Regions from separate parts of the Homo sapiens genome. Here region 2 is linked to region 1. Evidence: chromatin loops called from intact Hi-C (ENCODE). Cell type or tissue: heart right ventricle. All regions are shown on one strand. Links, peaks and the distances in the headings refer to the core of each region. The heading gives the core; the rest is flanking DNA. Region 1 has its middle 53 kb from the start of SLC25A33. Region 2 has its middle 9.4 kb from the start of LINC02606.

The links. Hi-C counts contacts between places; a loop is a spot of excess contacts. Peaks named below come from ENCODE experiments on the same cell type or tissue, not always from the same donor. Only the 100,000 strongest peaks of a DNase experiment are listed, where the experiment ranks them.
Region 2: it touches region 1 in a loop (2.4-fold over the local background); 4 of 110 quality-filtered maps call a loop at or near these places.

What each region holds. Positions count from the first base shown.
Region 1 is chr1:9,482,183-9,490,512 of GRCh38, forward strand. No RefSeq gene overlaps it. Among named protein-coding and RNA genes, the nearest start is that of SLC25A33, 53 kb to the right of the region's middle. RefSeq lists a silencer at 654-854. In heart right ventricle, for the core only: no CTCF peak of the experiment used is centred there; DNase peaks (open chromatin) are centred at 1,163 and 4,796; H3K27ac peaks cover 394 bases.
Region 2 is chr1:9,434,237-9,442,566 of GRCh38, forward strand. It overlaps the pseudogene RNA5SP40. Among named protein-coding and RNA genes, the nearest start is that of LINC02606, 9.4 kb to the left of the region's middle. In heart right ventricle, for the core only: no CTCF peak of the experiment used is centred there; DNase peaks (open chromatin) are centred at 4,025, 4,505, 6,753, 7,379 and 1 weaker place; H3K27ac peaks cover 7,697 bases.

The DNA of each region.
Region 1 (8,330 bases), core at 290-8,289:
ATGGATCCCTACGCCATTCCCTCCCAGACCCAGGGCTTATACACCAATAGGGAAGCAATATATAAGACAATTGTAGAGAAAGGTAAGCATGCCAAGTGAATCTGCCTAAGGGCAGGGCTTATGGTCTAGGTTGTTCTGGGACTGGGTGTGGTGGCCCATACCTGTAATCCCAGCACTTTGGGAGGCTGAGGTGGGAAGATCATTTGAGACTAGGAGTTCAAGACCAGCCTGGGCAATATAGTGAGACCCTGTCTCTATTTATATTTTTTTAATATATTTTTTCAAAAGGTTATTTTGACCTAAAGGCAGGATTTACCGAAAGTACATGTTCTTACGCAAGAGCAGTAGACAAAATAAAAATCTCAGAGGCGTTCCTGGAACTGGTGATAATCAGAAGTCAACACAGCGGGTTAGTGTCCTAGACAGGTCTGCTTCGGCCTGCACACAGGCATTGTTCTAAGTATGTTCCAGATGCTAAGTCGCTTAATTCTCATAAAGGCTTTACGAGGCAGGCACTAGTATTACCACATTTTATAGATACAAGGGCACAGAGAGGTTAAGCAGCCTGCCCGGGTCACACTGCTGCTAAGTGGCAGAGCGACATTTGTACCCCAGCACTCAGGCTCCAGGCCCTGCTGTTAGCCACCGACAAGGCTGCCTCTGCTGATGGAGGGGCTCTCCAGCTGAGCAAGGGTGGCCAAGCCTGAGCCAGCTGCTGGGACACTCGGGAAGTGACACAGGCATATCTTCACACCAAGGAGCACACTGGGAGCACCCTGCTCAGCCAAGCAACCCTGAAGTCAGAGGCCGGCCGAGCCAAGGGGCTCCAAAGGGAGCTATGAACTCCCGGGCTGGACCGCTCTGTCTTTGTTCACAGCCTTCAAGGGAGAGCTCCAAGGACCATGTGAGTCCCTGCAGGGGAGCCATGGGAGGTGGCCTCCCCTCCCCAGAAAACAAGGTTTGGTGCCTGCCCTTGAGTGAACAGTTCGTCCCTGAAGGAAAAACAAAACAATAACATTCAGCTCTGGGTAAAAGATGTTCCCACTGCTACTCCACCAGGGAGAGAGAGTGCACTCATGAGAAGGGCTCGCTTTTGTAGGAGCAGGTACATCTTTTTCCTGGCCTGGAGCCCGTTACAACCACGTCATAAACGCCATGCCAGAGAGGGTGCCCTGCACTGGCCCCACACGGCCCACGTCACCTCTCCCAGAGGGCTGGAGAGCGAGCAGCGACATGGGAGGCTCCGGCAGGTCCTGGCCTTAAGGGTCACCGGCTCCCTGTGACAGCTGACTCCACTCCTGGGAAGAGGAACAGGAGAAATCCTAGAACCAGGAGCCGATCCCATCCACGTGGTCTCTGCCCTCAGAAAGAGGCAATGCTGGAGAGAGGCATCCCCCTCCAGGATGGAAACCACAAGAGCCCCAATTTCTGTCTGTCCTGTTTGCCACTGGGTGTCTAAAATACCACTGGGTGTCTAAAATACCATGTCACAAAGCCTCCACAATTTTTCTCTAAAGGATTCGATGTGAGAAGCTTAGGCTTTGCAGTTCACCAGTCTCAGTGCAAATCCTCCACTCTGCCATTGGAGAGCACACACTGCCTATAGCTTCTGAACAGATGAAGCCTTGTCCCAATCAAACCTTATATATGGACACTGAAATTGGATTTTCTTTTTTCTTTTCTTTGAGACAGAGTCTCACTCTGTCATCCAGGCTAGAGAGCAGTGGCATGATCTCAGCTCACTGCGATCTCCGCCTCCCAGATTCAAACAATTCTCTTTCTCCTGCCTCAGCCCCCTGCGTAGCTGGAATTACAAGCACCCACCACCATGTCCAGCTAATTTTTGTATCTTTAGTGGAGACGAGTTTTCACCATGTTGGCCAGGCTGGTCTCGAACTCCTGACCTCAAGTGATCTGCCCACCTTGGCATTCCAAAATGCTGGGATTACAGGTGTAAGCCACCAAACCTGGCCTGAAATTTGATTTTCATATCATTGTCAGATGTCATGAACTACTACTCCTCTTTTTTTTTTTTTTTTTTTTTTGAGATGGAGTCTTGCTCTGTTGCCCAAGCTGTAGTGGTGTGATCTCGCCTCATTACAACCTCCGCCTCCTGGGTTCAAGCGATTCTCCTGCCTCAGCCTCCCGAGTAGCTGGGATTACAGGCATGTGCCACCACACCCAGCTAATTTTTGTATTTTTAGTAGAGATGGGGTTTTGCCATGTTGGCCAGGCTGGTATCAAACTCCTGACCTCAGGTGATCTGTCTGCCATGGCGTCCCAAAGTGCTGGGATTACAGGCAGGAGCCACTGCGCCCAGCCATGAACTATTGTTCTTCTTTTGATTTATTTTCCCAACCATTAAGAAAAGTATAAATTTGGCCGAGCGCAGTGGCTTAACCTGTAATCCCAGCACTTTGGGAGGCTGAGGCTAGAGGGTTGCTTGAGCTCAAGAATTCAAGACCAGCCTGGCCAACATGGCAAAACCCCATCTCTACTAAAAATACAAAAATTTAGCCCAGCATGGTGGTGTGCGCCTATAGTCCCAGCTACTCAGGAGGCTGAGGCAGGAGGATCACTGGAGCCCAAGAAGCAGAGGTTGCAGTGAATCAAGATCGCGCCACTGCACTCCAGCCTGGCAACAGAGTGAGACCCTGTCTCAAAAAAAAAGTAAAAATCGTCCTTTGCTTGCAAGTTGTACAAAAACAGGCAGCAGGAGGGATTTGGCCTGCAAGCTATAGTTTGCTGACCCCTAACCCCTGATTTTGTGGCCACAGCCCCATGGGATCAAACCCAAACAGAAGGCTCCCAGTGCTCTGCCAATCAGGGATCCCCTGCCCCTCTGCATGGACCCCCATCTAACAACTGCAATTCTCAGTTTGCGCCTCTCCTGTGGGCTCTCGGGATCACCTTGCCCCTCACTTTCCAGCACTCACTTGTTTTCTGAGACTCAGTTCCCGTGTCTCAGGCTCTGGGAGCCCTCTCTGGATACCCTGTAGGGTTCTGATGCACCTCTCTTTACTGCCCAAGCCCCAGCAACTAACCCCTCAATGAACTTGTTGCCAAGTCTGATGGTGGCGGTTTGTTACTCAGCCTCCTCCAATGGCCCGGAAGCTACTGGAGGGCCAGGCGTGGGGCCCTCCAGCTCCCTCTCCCAGTGCTTGGAACGTGGTAAATGCTCTGTAAGTGCTCGTTGGGATCCTCTGTCCATCCCACTCCCTTCTCCTCTTCCTCTTCCTCCTCCTCCAAGTCTCTCAGCCTCTAAGATTGGCTGGCGCAGAGCTCAAGGCCAGAGTCTTGTTTTCTCCACCCACCTTCACATCCTAAGTGAACTCTCCCCAACTCAGGGCTCTAACGCCATCTACGTGGTGACAACTCCCAGACATATATCTCCAGCCCCAACTTTTCCCATGAACCCCAGATGATCTGGAATGTTTTCAGCCACTCTTAAGGTTGGCTTCAACTACGAATGCTGAATAGATAAAGGAGGCCATTGGCCTGAAACTGGTACACATGAGGGCAAATCAGAAGTGTTGAGGCATCATGACCCCATGGGACAGAGGAATTAGAGAAGTCAAAGAAACTGTCCCAAAAGAAACCAGTCAAATGGGGCCGGGCGCAGTGGTTCACGCCTGTAATCCCAGCACATTGGGAGGCCAAGGCAGGTGGATCACCTGAGGTCAGGAGTTCAAAACCAGCCTAGCCAACATGGTGAAACCCCATCTCTACCAAAAATACAAAAATTAGCTGGGCATGGTGGCGGGCGCCTGTAATCCCAGCTACTCAGGAGGCTGAGGCAGGAGAATCACTTGAACCCAGGAGGCAGAGGTTGCAATGAGTTGAGATCGCACCACTGCACTCCAGCGTGGGCGACAGAGTGAGACTCCATCTCAGAAAAAAAAAAGGAAGAAGAGAAACCGCTCAAATATGTGTCAGCTCGGACCAGAGACCAGAAGCCCACTGACTGCTTACCCCTAGTATTCCTAGAGCCTCCCACCTCATCTGGTTGCTCCTTCCTCCTTTGACCCCGGCGGGATGAAGATGCTCTCTGGCTATTCCGCCATCTGTTATTTGAGACTCTCCTAGGAGGAGCAGAAGGCAGGCGTGCTGGTCCTCTTCACTGAACTCGCCTCCCAGCCTGTGTTTCAGGGCCAGAGCCCTGTCCACAGCCCAGAAGACCGAGGCTGCAAACCCACACAAACGGGTAAAAGAGGCAGAGAGCCTGGAGATGAAACATCCAAGTTGGGGAAGAGGTGGTCACTCCCGACAGAACAGATCCTGAGACTTGATCTTGTAAAATGTTGACTATATCAAGCAATGGAGTGTTTCCAGGGCCCTTGGGAGACCATTATTCTCCTCAATGGGTTTTTGGCCCAGAAATCCTCTTGAACCTCAGCCTATCACTTCCTTTTCATAACAGCACTTCATTCCTCCTCCTCACATCCTCCCAGACTCTCCCCAACTTCTCCTTCCATCTGGACCCTTAACATCAGCCAGCATGAGGCCACGTCTCCCCCAGGACTGTGCCACAGCCAAGCTGTCATTTCATCTCTCCCCATAATTAGGCCCTACAACCTCTCCATCACTTTTATTGCCTTTTCTCCTCAAACTTTCCTCCAAAGTCATCATTGAATTCCATACGGAAAGACCCGAAAGAAAGGGAAGGCCCCCGATAAGAAGCATCCTCTTTTTTCCAGGGTTGCTTTTTGGTGCGAGTACTTCTCATCAGCCTGATTACAGACGCGGCTGTGGCCAGATGGAGAATGTTTGCAATACTCGTGGGTTTCTGTTCAGTCTGAGCCTGAATCCAGCCTGAATTTTCTCCCCTCTTTCTGGCCCGCGTTTCTGCCCTCTCCGGATCTTCTCTGTCAAGCCGCAAGAGGAGACTGCTGCCTGTTATGTCTCTGTTTCTGCCCCAAGAACATTCCATCTGAGAGCAGAGCCAGGAGCCCAGTGGGGAATCTTGGAGCCCTGAGTCCATTCCCACCACCTCCTCCGGTCACTCCAGCATCCTAGGCCTCCTGTAAATGTCAGTGGAGGCCAGGCACGGTGGCCCACGCCTGTAATCCCAGCACTTTGAGAGGCTGAAATGGGAGGATCACCCAAGGTCAGGAGTTCAAGACCAGCCTGGCCAACACAGTGAAACCCCATTTCTACAAATAATACAAAAACTAGCCAGGTGTGATGGTGAGCACCTGTAGTCCCAGCTACTCGGGAGGCTGAGGCAGGAGAATTGCTTGAACCCTGGAGGCAGAAGTTGCGGTGTGCCAAGATAGCGTCACTGCACTCCAGCCTGGGTGACAGAGCGAGGCTCTGTCTCAAAAAAAAAAAAAAAAGTCAGTGTAGCATCTCCCATGTGCCAAGCACTGCCGGGGAGCTTTACCACATTATCTCATTCCATAAAAAAAAAAAAAAAAATCTAGGTTTATATTTTCCTTTTATTTTTCCTTTTTGTTTCTTCTTTTTGAGACAGGGTCTCACTCTGTTACCCAGGCAGGAGTGCAATGGTGCAATTACAGCTCACTGCAGCCTCCACCTCCTGGGCTCAAGCGATTCTCCCACTTCGGCTCCCCCGGGTAGCTGGGACCACAGGTGCACGCCACCACACAGTCCCAGCTACTCAAGAGGCTGAGGCAGGAGAATTGCTTGAACCCAGGAGGCAGAGATTGCAGTGAGCTGAGATCGCGCCACTGCACTCCAGCATGGGGGACAAAGCGAGACTCCGTCTCAAAAAAAAGGTTTTTTTTATTTTTTGTAGAGATGGGTTTTACCATGTGGCCCAGGCTGGCCTCGAATTCCTGGGCTCAAGTGATCTTCCAGCCTCAGCCTCCCAAAGTGCTGGGATTACAGACATGGGCCACCACACCCAGCCACCTTAACCATCTTTTTTTCTTTTCTTTTTTTTTTTTTTTTTGTTGAGACGGATTCTCACTCTGTTACCCAGGCTGGAGTGCAGTGGTGCAATCTTGGCTCACTGCAACCTCCACTTCCCGGGTTCAAGCAATTCTCCTGCCTCAACCTCCCAAGTAGCTGGAACTACAGGCATGCACCAATGCCCCCAGCTAATTTTTTTGGTATTTTTTTAGAGACAGGGTTTCACCATGTTGGCCAGGCTGGTCTTGAACTCCTGACCTCGTGATCCGCCCGTCTCAGCCTCCCAAAGTGCTGGGATTACAGGCATGAGACACCGCACCTGGCCCTACCATTTTTAAGTGACACCAATATTGCTGGCCTGAGCAAAAGGAAGGATGGGGCTGCCAGGAGCAAGGATAGGGAAGTCTGGGAGGAGCAAGTTTCCACCAGGCAAACGGAAGTGGCCTTGCAGAAGTTAGGTATGAGCTTCTCAGTGGGCCTTCTGTGGAGAGGCTGAGGAGCCAGCTGGGCATGGAGTCTGCAGTAAGGGGACACTTGGGGCTGGACTGATGACTGGGTGTTACTTAACAGCCTGAGACCTGCTGAGAGCACCTGGGAGTGAGCTGACCAGCAGAGAAGCAATCTAAGGACATGTGAGCATCAGTAAGCCAGCAGCAGACTGAGAAGGAGCAGTCAGGGAGGCAGGAGGAGGATCCAGAGTGCTGTGGTCCCAGAAGACAGGAAGGACGTGCAGAAGAATAGGAAGGCTGGGCGCGGTGGCTCACACCTGTAATCTCAGCACTTTGGAAGGCCGAGGCAGGCAGATCACTTGAGGTCAAGAGTTCGAGACCAGCCTGGCCAACATGGCGAAATCCCATCTCTGCTAAAAATACAAAAATCAGTTAGGTGTGGTGACGTGCGCCTATAATCCCAGCTACTTGGGAGGCTGAGGCAGGAGAATCGCCTGAGCCTAGGAGGCGGAGGTTGCAGTGAGCCAAGATTGCACCACTGCACTCCAGCCTGGGCAACAAGAGCAAAACTCTGTCTCAATTTAAAGGAAAAAGAAGGAGAAGGAGAAGAAGGAGAAGAAGAAGAGGCATTTGTTTGCTAGTCGAGGAAGACCAGGGCTGAGGCAGGGTCACTGGCGAGCTGGACAGGGCTGATTTCAGGGGAGCAGTGAGGGCAAGCGGCTACCCAGAGGAGGTTTCAAGGCCTGCCCCTCACCATGGTTCTAGAAGGAATCCTCAGACGTCCTACCCACCTCCCTGGCCGAATGGCGGCTCCTGCATTTCAGTCTATTTTTTCAAACCCTCACCATTTTTACCATATTCTAAAGTGCGTAATTCGCTGGTTTTTAGCATATTCTCAATGCGGTGTCATCATCGCTACTGTGTAATCGCAGAACACTCTCATCACACTGAAAAGAGACCCCGTACAACAGTCATTCCCCATCCCCACCTCCCCAGCCCTGGGCAACCACGCATCTATTTTCTGTCTTTACCAATTCGCCTGCTCAGAATATTTCATATCAATGGAATCATACGATATGTGGCCTTTTGTGTCTGGTTAGCATCATGTTTTCAAGGTTCATCTATGTATCAGTATTTCATTCCTTTTTATAGGTGAATAGTATTTTTTTCTCTTCTTTTCTTTTCTTTTTTTTTTTTTTTTTTTTTTTTTTGCAACAGAGTCTCGCTCTGTCCCCCAGGCTGGAGTGCAGTGGCACACAATCTCAGCTCATTGCAATCTCTGCCTCCTGGGTTCAAGCAATTCTCCTGCCTCAGCCTTCTGAGTAGCTGGGACTACAGGTGCACGCCATCATGTCTGGCTAATTTTTATTTTTAGTAGAGATGGGGTTTTACCATGTTAGCCAGGCTGGTCTCAAACTCCTGACCTTAAGTGATCCACGTGCCTTGGCTTCCCAAAGTGCCGGGATTACAGGCATGAGCCACCACGCCCGGCCTGAACAGTATTTCACTGTGTGTGTTTTTAAAAATCTACACATTCTAGACCAGGCATGTTGGCTCACGCCTGTAATCCCAGCACTTTGGGAGGCCCAAGATGAGCAGATCACCTGAGGTCAGGAGTTCAAGACCAGCCTGACCAACATGGTGAAACCCCGTCTCTACTAAAAATACAAAACTTAGTCGGACCTGGTGGTGCACACCTGTAATCCCAGCTACCCGAGACGCTGTGGCAAGAGAATCACTTGAACCTGGGAGGCAGTGAGCTGAAATCACACCATTGCACTTTATCCTGGGCAACAAGATCGAAACTCCGTCTCAAAAAAAAAAAAAGAAAAGAAATCTACACATTTCATTTATTTATTTGTTGATGAATATTTGAGTTGTTTCCACTTGGGGGCTATTATGAATAATGCTGCTAGCTGCAAGTTTTTGTGCCAACATAGTTCTCAATTCTCTTGGGTATATACCTAGAAGTGGAATTTCTGGGTCATATGGTAACTCCATGTCCAG
Region 2 (8,330 bases), core at 21-8,020, 48 kb before region 1:
TGGCTTTTTTTTTTTTTAAGAGCTAGGGTCTGTCGCCCAGGCTGGGTGCAGTGGCTCTTCACAGGAGCAGTCATAGTTCACTGCAGCCTCGAACTCCTGGGCTCAAGTGATGCCCCCACCTTAGCCTGTAGCTGGGACTACAGGCATGCGTCACCACACCCAGCTTATGACTGTACGTTTTGATGGTTTCATGCAACAAAGGCTGCTCTTTGTCTTGGAAGAAACCAAGACAAGCATTTTATCCCAATGGCTAAAAAACTCTGACTGTCCTCCTCCACACCCTTGACAGAGGGCCATCTGCCAGTGATTGGGAATGCACTAGACAGCCCATCCTAATTTTGGACGGAATTAATTGTTAGAATCTGCTTTGTAACACTAGGCCAAATCTATCTCTTGTAAGTCCTGGTCTGGCCTTCAGGAGCTACACAGACCCAGTTCCTCCTCTTTACGGCGTTAAATATTTGACGATGGCCGATGGCCCTGGGCTCTGGGCCACCCTTATGAGGCCTCCAAGTCTTCTGTTCACAAATTGAACACCTTCCCCCAACAAAAAAGGTGTTTTTTTTCTTTTCTTAACGATGCTTTTATGAATATTCTTGTACATAAATCTCTTCATATTTGCCTTTGGATACATTTCTATAAATGAAACTTCTGGGACAAATGGTGCATTTTATAGTTTGTGCTATATATTTCCAGATTACCCTCCAGAATGGATGATTTTTTGCTTGTACGCCCACCAGCAATTTACAAGAGAGCCTGTTTCCCCACAGCTTACCCACCAACATGGGGAATTTTCATTCTTTTTAATCATTGCCAATCTGATAAGGGGAAATGATTATTTCATGGTTGCCTTAATTTTCATTTCTTTGATTATGAGTGAGATTGGACATGTTTTCCAACCACATCCTATACTTTTGCAATCGAGTTTTGGAGCTCAATGCAGGACCTAACATGTATTCCAGTTAAATTTTATCTTGTTGGATTCAACCAATCATTCCTTCCTGTTGAGATAATTTTGGACCTGACTCTGCAGTCCCAGCGTGTTGGCCTTCCTTCCCAGTCTGGTGTTATTTGCACAGTTGATAAGCAGTTATCTTTGGACTTATCCAAGTTGTTGACAGAATGTTAATGAGTGTAGGGCCAAGGACAGAACTGCTTGGCATTCCACTAGAGAAAGCCTTGGGACGACACTGTCCCATCTGCTGTGACAGTTCAACCTCACCATGCCTAGAAGCCTTCACCTGGGACACAGGGCCTGGGCACAAACTCCAGCCCTGGCCCTGATTAGCTGTGTGGCCTTGAGAAAGTGCTGTTGTCTCTCACTGAGATGTACTTTTGAGCTCTAGCAGCCTTTTTCTCACTATTCTGTGCATAAGAATTTCATGAGAAACGGTCAAATTGTTGTCAAAGGTCATGGCACTATCATAAAGTATTCACCCCATTTTCTAATTTAGTGGAAGCAACACAACAACAACCCTTTGTCATGGACATTGACCTCTGGGATCACCCTTCCTATGTGCTGGTCAACCATTTATTTGATTTTCTGCCCCAGAATTTTGCCCACAATCAACATGAGGTTCAACAGCCTTCAGTTTATCCAATTCACACATTTTTTTTTAAATACAGGGTTTTGGCCTCCTCAATTCTCCATGATTCCTCAAAGCACCCTGAGACGTCAGAAGTGCTCAGCACTCCCTGCCAGGGCTTGTTGGTTCTGTCGCCCTGGTTCAGTTTTCTGTCATATCAGGAAGGAGGAAGGGGGAAGGCCTCCTCTCCTCCAGGCATGGACAGAGGGCCAGAGTTCATTCACAGCTGTGGCAGCATTGAAAGGAAACGGGGGAAATGCTTAGTTTGGGGGGAAAGGGGCTTTGTGAGACTGACACATGGCAACTGCCCAAGTCACCAGCTGAAGAAACAGCTTCCATGGCCCTGCCAGAGGGACCTCTGGTTATGCATCATTCTCTCCAGCCCTGAGCTTCATCAAGAAAATAAGCATCAGCAATATCATCTCCAAGTGAAATGATAGCACATTATGTCACCTTTCTTTGAGTTCCTTCAACATCAAAATCAGACAAGACTGTTCCAAGGAGGGAGCAATAAACATTAACCCCATGTAACAGATAAAAGACTAAAAGAGAAATTAGGTAACTGATTTAAGTGACACAGGGAATCTGTCATAACTCTGCTGACATGGCTTCTTATCATGCCTGGAATGTAGTTATTGATTTACACCTTGTAAATTTCTCAGTACACGATGTACAAGTGGCCACTCCGTACTGTCTGTTCTTGTTTATTCAGACCAATAGTAAGAGTAATCATGAGAATATGCCAGGCACAGTGGCTCACACCTATAATCCCAGCACTTTGGGAGGTGGAGGCAGGAGGATTGCTTGAGCCCAGGAGTTTGAGACCAGCCTGGGCAACATGGCAAGGTCCTGTCTCTATATAAAATGTAAAAATTAGCTGGGTATGGTGGCACACTCCTGTGGTCCCAACTACATGGGAGGCTGAGGCAGCCGGATGGCTTGAGCCTGGGAGGTCAAGGCTGCAGTGAGCCAGGTTCACACCACTGCGCTCCAGCCTGGGCAACAGATCAAGATCCTGTCTCAAAAAAATAAAAATAAAAAAATAAAAAAATAAAAAAATTTATATATATATATATATAATAATGATAATAAAGGCTGCTATGGTTTGTTGATTTGTTTGTTTTTGCTTTTTTGAGACGGAGTCTAGATCTGTCACCCAGGCTGCAGTGCAGTGGTGCGATTTGGCTCACTGCAACCTCGCCTCTCAGGTTCAAGCAATTCTTCTGCTCAGCCTCCCAAATAGCTGGGATTACAGGCACATGCCACCATGCCTGGCTAATTTTTGTATTTTTAGCAGAGATGGCATTTTGCCATGTTGGCCAGGCTGGTCTCGAACTCCTCACCTCAAGTGTTCTGCCTGCCTCAGCCTCTCAAAGTGCTGGGATTACAGGCGTAAGCCACTGCGCCCAGCCAAGGCTGCTATGGTTTGAATGTTGGTATCCACTCTACAACTCACGTTGAAGCTGATCCCCATGGCAGTGGCATTGAGAGGTGGGGCCTTTATAAAGGAGCCTGAGGGAGTGCGTTTGGCCCCCTCGCCCTCCTGCTTTCTGCCACCTGAGGATGCAGCAAGAAGGCCCTCGCCAGACACCGAATGCCAGCACCTTCATCTTGGACTCTCCCAGAACTCTTGAGAAGTGAACCTGTATTGTTGATAAATGACCCAGTCTGTGGTATTTTGTTAGAGCAGCACAGATGGACTAATACAAAGGCTGGAGATCCTTACTGAGCCCTTGCTACGTTCTCAGTGCTTTGCAGAAATGAACTGTTTCCTCTCACACACCCCTGACGTAGGTGCTGGCCTCATTCCATTTTTTATAGATGAGGAAATGGAGGCACAGGAGAGAGGCTAAGTAACCTGAACTGAGGTTCACCCTCCTCCCCTCCAAGCCCAACCCTGCTTAGCTTCCAAGATGAGACAAGATCTGGCACGTTCAGGGTGCAATGGCCATAGACAGGTCACCCCTCTTCTAAAGGGCAGAGCTGGGGTTTGAACTCAGGCAGTCTGACTCCATGGTTCAGGCTCTGAATGGTAATGTTCTGCTGCTTCTGTAAATAAATGAGGATAAGAAAGGAATAATTGGAAATGATTTCTCCCCCAAACTGTGAAACTGCATTGCAAACAGTGGTCTCAGCTACTAAGGAGTAACAAACAGCTCTTTCATCTCCTGAAAGAACTGCGTGCAAAGGAAGGAGTGAGGAGAGAAGGGACATCCAGAGCCTGAAGAACCTGTAACTTGAGTGCACAGCCTCTAAGTAATCCCAAGTGGACCGTGTGAACCTGCAGTCAGTGTCTGTGGCCACGAGGCAGAACACACAAACACCAGGCCCCAAGATTTCTCACCAAGATCGTGTCATGAGACAGGACCTCGCTGCCCAGCCCCCGCCTCCCAATAACAGGATTACGAGGCTGAGTGCGGTTACTGCTGGCACAGCGAGCCACAGATGTAGCCAGGACTGGGCGCCAATCGACGGATTCCCAATATTGTCTTCCAGTTGCTAGACTACGCTGCTTTCCAGTACATTATTTGGAATATAAAAACTAAAATGTAAGTAAAGCATTTTCATACAAATAATTTCAACCGCAACAAGGCAATTGGCTTCTGATTAAGTTGGCAAGAAGAGGTAATGAACTCATTCCGATTGACATATTTGGAGATTCTCTTGCCAAATCCAATTGGCAGCTTCATAATTATGGAAACGTCCATGTTATTTCCACTCAACCAGGGTTAGGGCTGCTGGTATCTGATTCAATGTTTACTTCATGAATGAGGTCAGTTCCCAGCACAGCTGGGGTTTCGGCAAAGGAGTCAGCAAACAGCATTCCCACTAGAATCTGACTGGCGTTTGTCACAACTTCCAGGGCAACCTTCCCCCAGCTCCCCCAGGTCAGCTGCTCTCCCTAGCATTGTCTGTGGTCCGGCTCCTCTCCCTGTAGAAGCAGACTCAGCCTCGACATGATGAGGTCACATGCAAGCTTCCCCTGGCACAGTGGTTCATTCTTCAACCTGCCCCCTTGGTATTGCAACACCTCGCTCCTGGACAACCCCCGCGCACCATGAGCTTCACGCTGCCAGGAAATGGGGTAGGGTTTTAAGAATTATTTATCCCAGGATGGTTCCACGTGTGTGGTATGAGAGTGACTCAGAGTGCCATGGAAGCCATCTCCAAAGGTAATGACTTCCCATAGGTCAGAGTGTCCTTTCAGCCAGCTCCCCACACTGATGAAAACAAAAACAAAAGTCGCAAGTACTCAGAGCACTCATGAAGAACACACATTCATGGAGTGACCATCTGTGAGTTCACAGAGTTCCTGGGGAGACTCAGGGCAGAAGGGAAGGGCGGCACCCCACAACAATGCCAGGGGTCTAGCTCCCAGTGGCTCGAAGCTGCAAAGGGCTGGAGTGTCACTGACCTGTTTGTTGAAGTCCTGAGCTATTGCCATAGGATAGCGGCATCAAGAAAGTGCACAGTCAGAGTCTGAAGCAGCTATCTCTGCCCTGGCAGCAATTTCCCTACGTGAGCACAGTAAGCTAGGAGGAGGCTAAGCATGATTTGGTTTGGATCTCAAAATAATCGTGGGCATCATATGATGTGATGACTTTTGCCTAAGAAAATCTGAAAAGAGCCATGGAGAAAAAGAATCTGGAGTGGGAGATGGTTTAGGCATTGGAGGCAAAGGCAGATTCAAGAAGAAACTTCCTCTGCCCCAGTGTTGACAACCAGACTGATGGCCACGCCCCACGCTTTCCCAATAGGAGAACAATGAGACTGAAGGCAGTTGATGTGAACACAAGAATCAACAACGTAGAGGAGACACAGTCCCAGGTGTAAAGAGGGGAGCTGTCTCTCCCTGTGGCCTCAACAGGAGGAGAGGGTTGTCAGTCTAGGATGAAGACTCACTGTCTCGTCCTAAGGGTCAGTCCACCTGCCATAGGAGATTTCGGAACACCTCTCCTCACTTGAGGGTCGACATGCTGTAGGGTCCATGGGGCCCACTGGACAGTCACAGTCCCAGCTCACTTCTCCCACTGGCTTTCCTCAGGAGCTCACACTACCTGTCTCAGCCCCAAGATGTTCCTTCTGTCTGCTCCTGTTCCTGACTCAAACATGTGTTGTTTGCCGTCAATTCTGTACCCCGTTTTATCAACATTGTCATTGTTACATCATCTTATAATGTTTATTTTGTTTGTTTGTTTTTGAGATGGAGTCTCACTCTGTCACCCAGGCTGGAGTGCAGTGGTGGGATGACAGCTCACTGCAGCCTTCAGCTCCCAGGCTCAGGTGATCCTCACACCTCAGCCTCCCAAGTTAGCTGTAACTACAGGTGCACACCACCACCCTCAGCTAATTTTTTTTGTATTTTTTGTAGAGACAGAGTTTTGCCATGTTGCCCAGGCTGGTCTCGAACTCCTGGGCTCAAGCAGTCTGCCCTCCTTCGCCTCCCAAAGCACCGGGCTCACAGGCATGAGCCACCACACCCAGCCTCATTTTATAATCTTTTAAAATTATTTTTTCCCTTGAATATTCTTTGGGAAGTTTTTGAAGATATGGCTCTGACTTAGCCTGTTTTGTGCTGCTCCAGCAGAATGCCTGGGACTAGGTAATTCATAATGAACAGAAATGTATTTCTCACAGTTCTGAAGGCTGAGAAGTCCAAGATCAAGGCGCCAGCATCTGGCGAGGGCCTTCTTACTGCATCATCCCATGGCAGAAGACGGACGGGCAGGAGTGGGTGGGAGAGAAAGACAGACCAAAGGGGGCTGAACTCGTTGCTTTATAAGGAACCCACTCCTGAAATAATGGCATTAATTCATCATCCATTAAACACCTCTGAAAGGTCCCACCTCCCAACATCTCCATATTAGGGATCAAGTTTCCAACACATGGATGTTGGGGGACACATTCAAACCGTAGCAGGCACTAAACCAAGCTCTTTTCTTCCCCCTCCCTGGCCTCATGACCTTTGCTGTCTACCCACTTGGCACAGCTGCACTGGCCGCCCTGCTGATGCCCATCCACACCAGAGACACACCCACCTCAGGATCTTGGCACATGCCCTTCCCTCCAGCAGGAACACTCTTGAGGCCATCCCCACAGCTCCCTCCCTTCCTTTCAGGCTTGACTGACATATGCCCCCTCCCCAGGCACTTGCATGCATGTTCTTCCACACGTGATTCCCCCAGCTTCTATCCCCATCTGAAATAGCACATTACTTGTTCCTTATCTGCCTCCCCCTCTGGAGTGCCAGCTCTGCCTGGCAGGGATTTTTGACTCTCGCCTACTGCCACAGCCTGGTGCCAGCACAGTGCCAGGCATGTCCACCCTGCAGCATTTACTGAGTGCCCACTGCACACCAGGCACTAGTCTTGGATGCTTTTGCAAATGTTTCTCCAGTGATGGAGGAACTAAACTTCTTTAAACTCAAAGGAATCGTTGTGTCTTCTGATTCCTCCGAGAGCTTTGAGGAGCTGGGCCGATGCAATGTCACTTTGCTGTCTCCCTCCACCCCGCTGCCCTTCTGACTTCATATATCAGCTTTCCCAACAGATGTGGGAAAGTGGGGTCATTCCCAGGAAAGGCAGAGCCTTCCATGACTTAGGAACCCAGGTGTTTGCTCCACTGGGGCCAATTGCTCCTGGCTTTTTCTGAGCTCCTAGGAGGAAATGCATCTGAAATGCCGTCACCCTCCCCTGATCATTAACAGAGCTCTTGAACTGGCGGAGTTGTCAGCGAGGCAACCACAGGCAGGCAGGCAGCCATCGCACCGGCTTTGCAGAGAGGGCTGGAGAGCTGATGCCCATGCCACGGGAAAGGGCCGGCGCCTGAGCCAAGAGCCTGACTGGAAAGTGTGTGTAAGGGACACCTGGAGGAAGCAGGGGCCTCCGGCGCCTCCTCCACCGACTGGAACCCGTGGTGCTCACCCGCTCGCCCTGGGGGCTCACTACCCTCCCTGCCCAGAGATACAGTGGGGCTGGCGGCTCACCAGGCTTTGTGATCCCAATGCTCACGAGTGTTCTCCCAACAAATTGGAACTTCTTTTCTTTCGTCTCATTTGAAAAAGTCTTTTGTGAGCTGGCAAGTGACCCCAAAGTAACCTCTCTATTCCTGTCGGAAGGGAAAATATTTCCAGATCAGAGAGACTACAGCACCAAGCCTTGGCCTATATGAATACTTGATTATGCCTCCTGAGCACAGTCTCCTGAGCTTGTGCCAGTCAGTTTCAGAAATGAGCTCTGGCTGGGGGCGGGGGCTCACGCCTGTAATCCTAGCACTTTGGAAGGCCAAGACAGGAGGATCACTTGAGCTCAGGAGTTCGAGACCAGCCTGGGCAACATGGTGAGACTCTGTCTCTACAAAAAAAAAAAAATTTTTTTTTCAATTAGCCAATATGCTGGTGCACACCTGTAGTCCTAGCTACTTGGGACACTGAGGTGGGAGAATCACTTGAGGCGGGAGGATTGCTTGAGTCTGGGAGGTCAAGGCTGCAGTGAGCCGTGATCACACCACTGCACTCCAGCCTGGGCGACAGTGAGGCCCTGTCTCAAAAAAAAAAAAAAAAATCAAGAGGTTTATTATTTGCCCCATCAAGTATTTTAAGACCGAAGCTTCACATTCTCAAGGGTATGATGTCATGAAATTCCCACGTATGACCACATTTTGAAAAACAGTCATTGTGTTTTGGAAAGTGAGAGGGTTAGCCTATAATGTGGAAGATAAACTCCTAAAGTGGAAGTTTGAGAT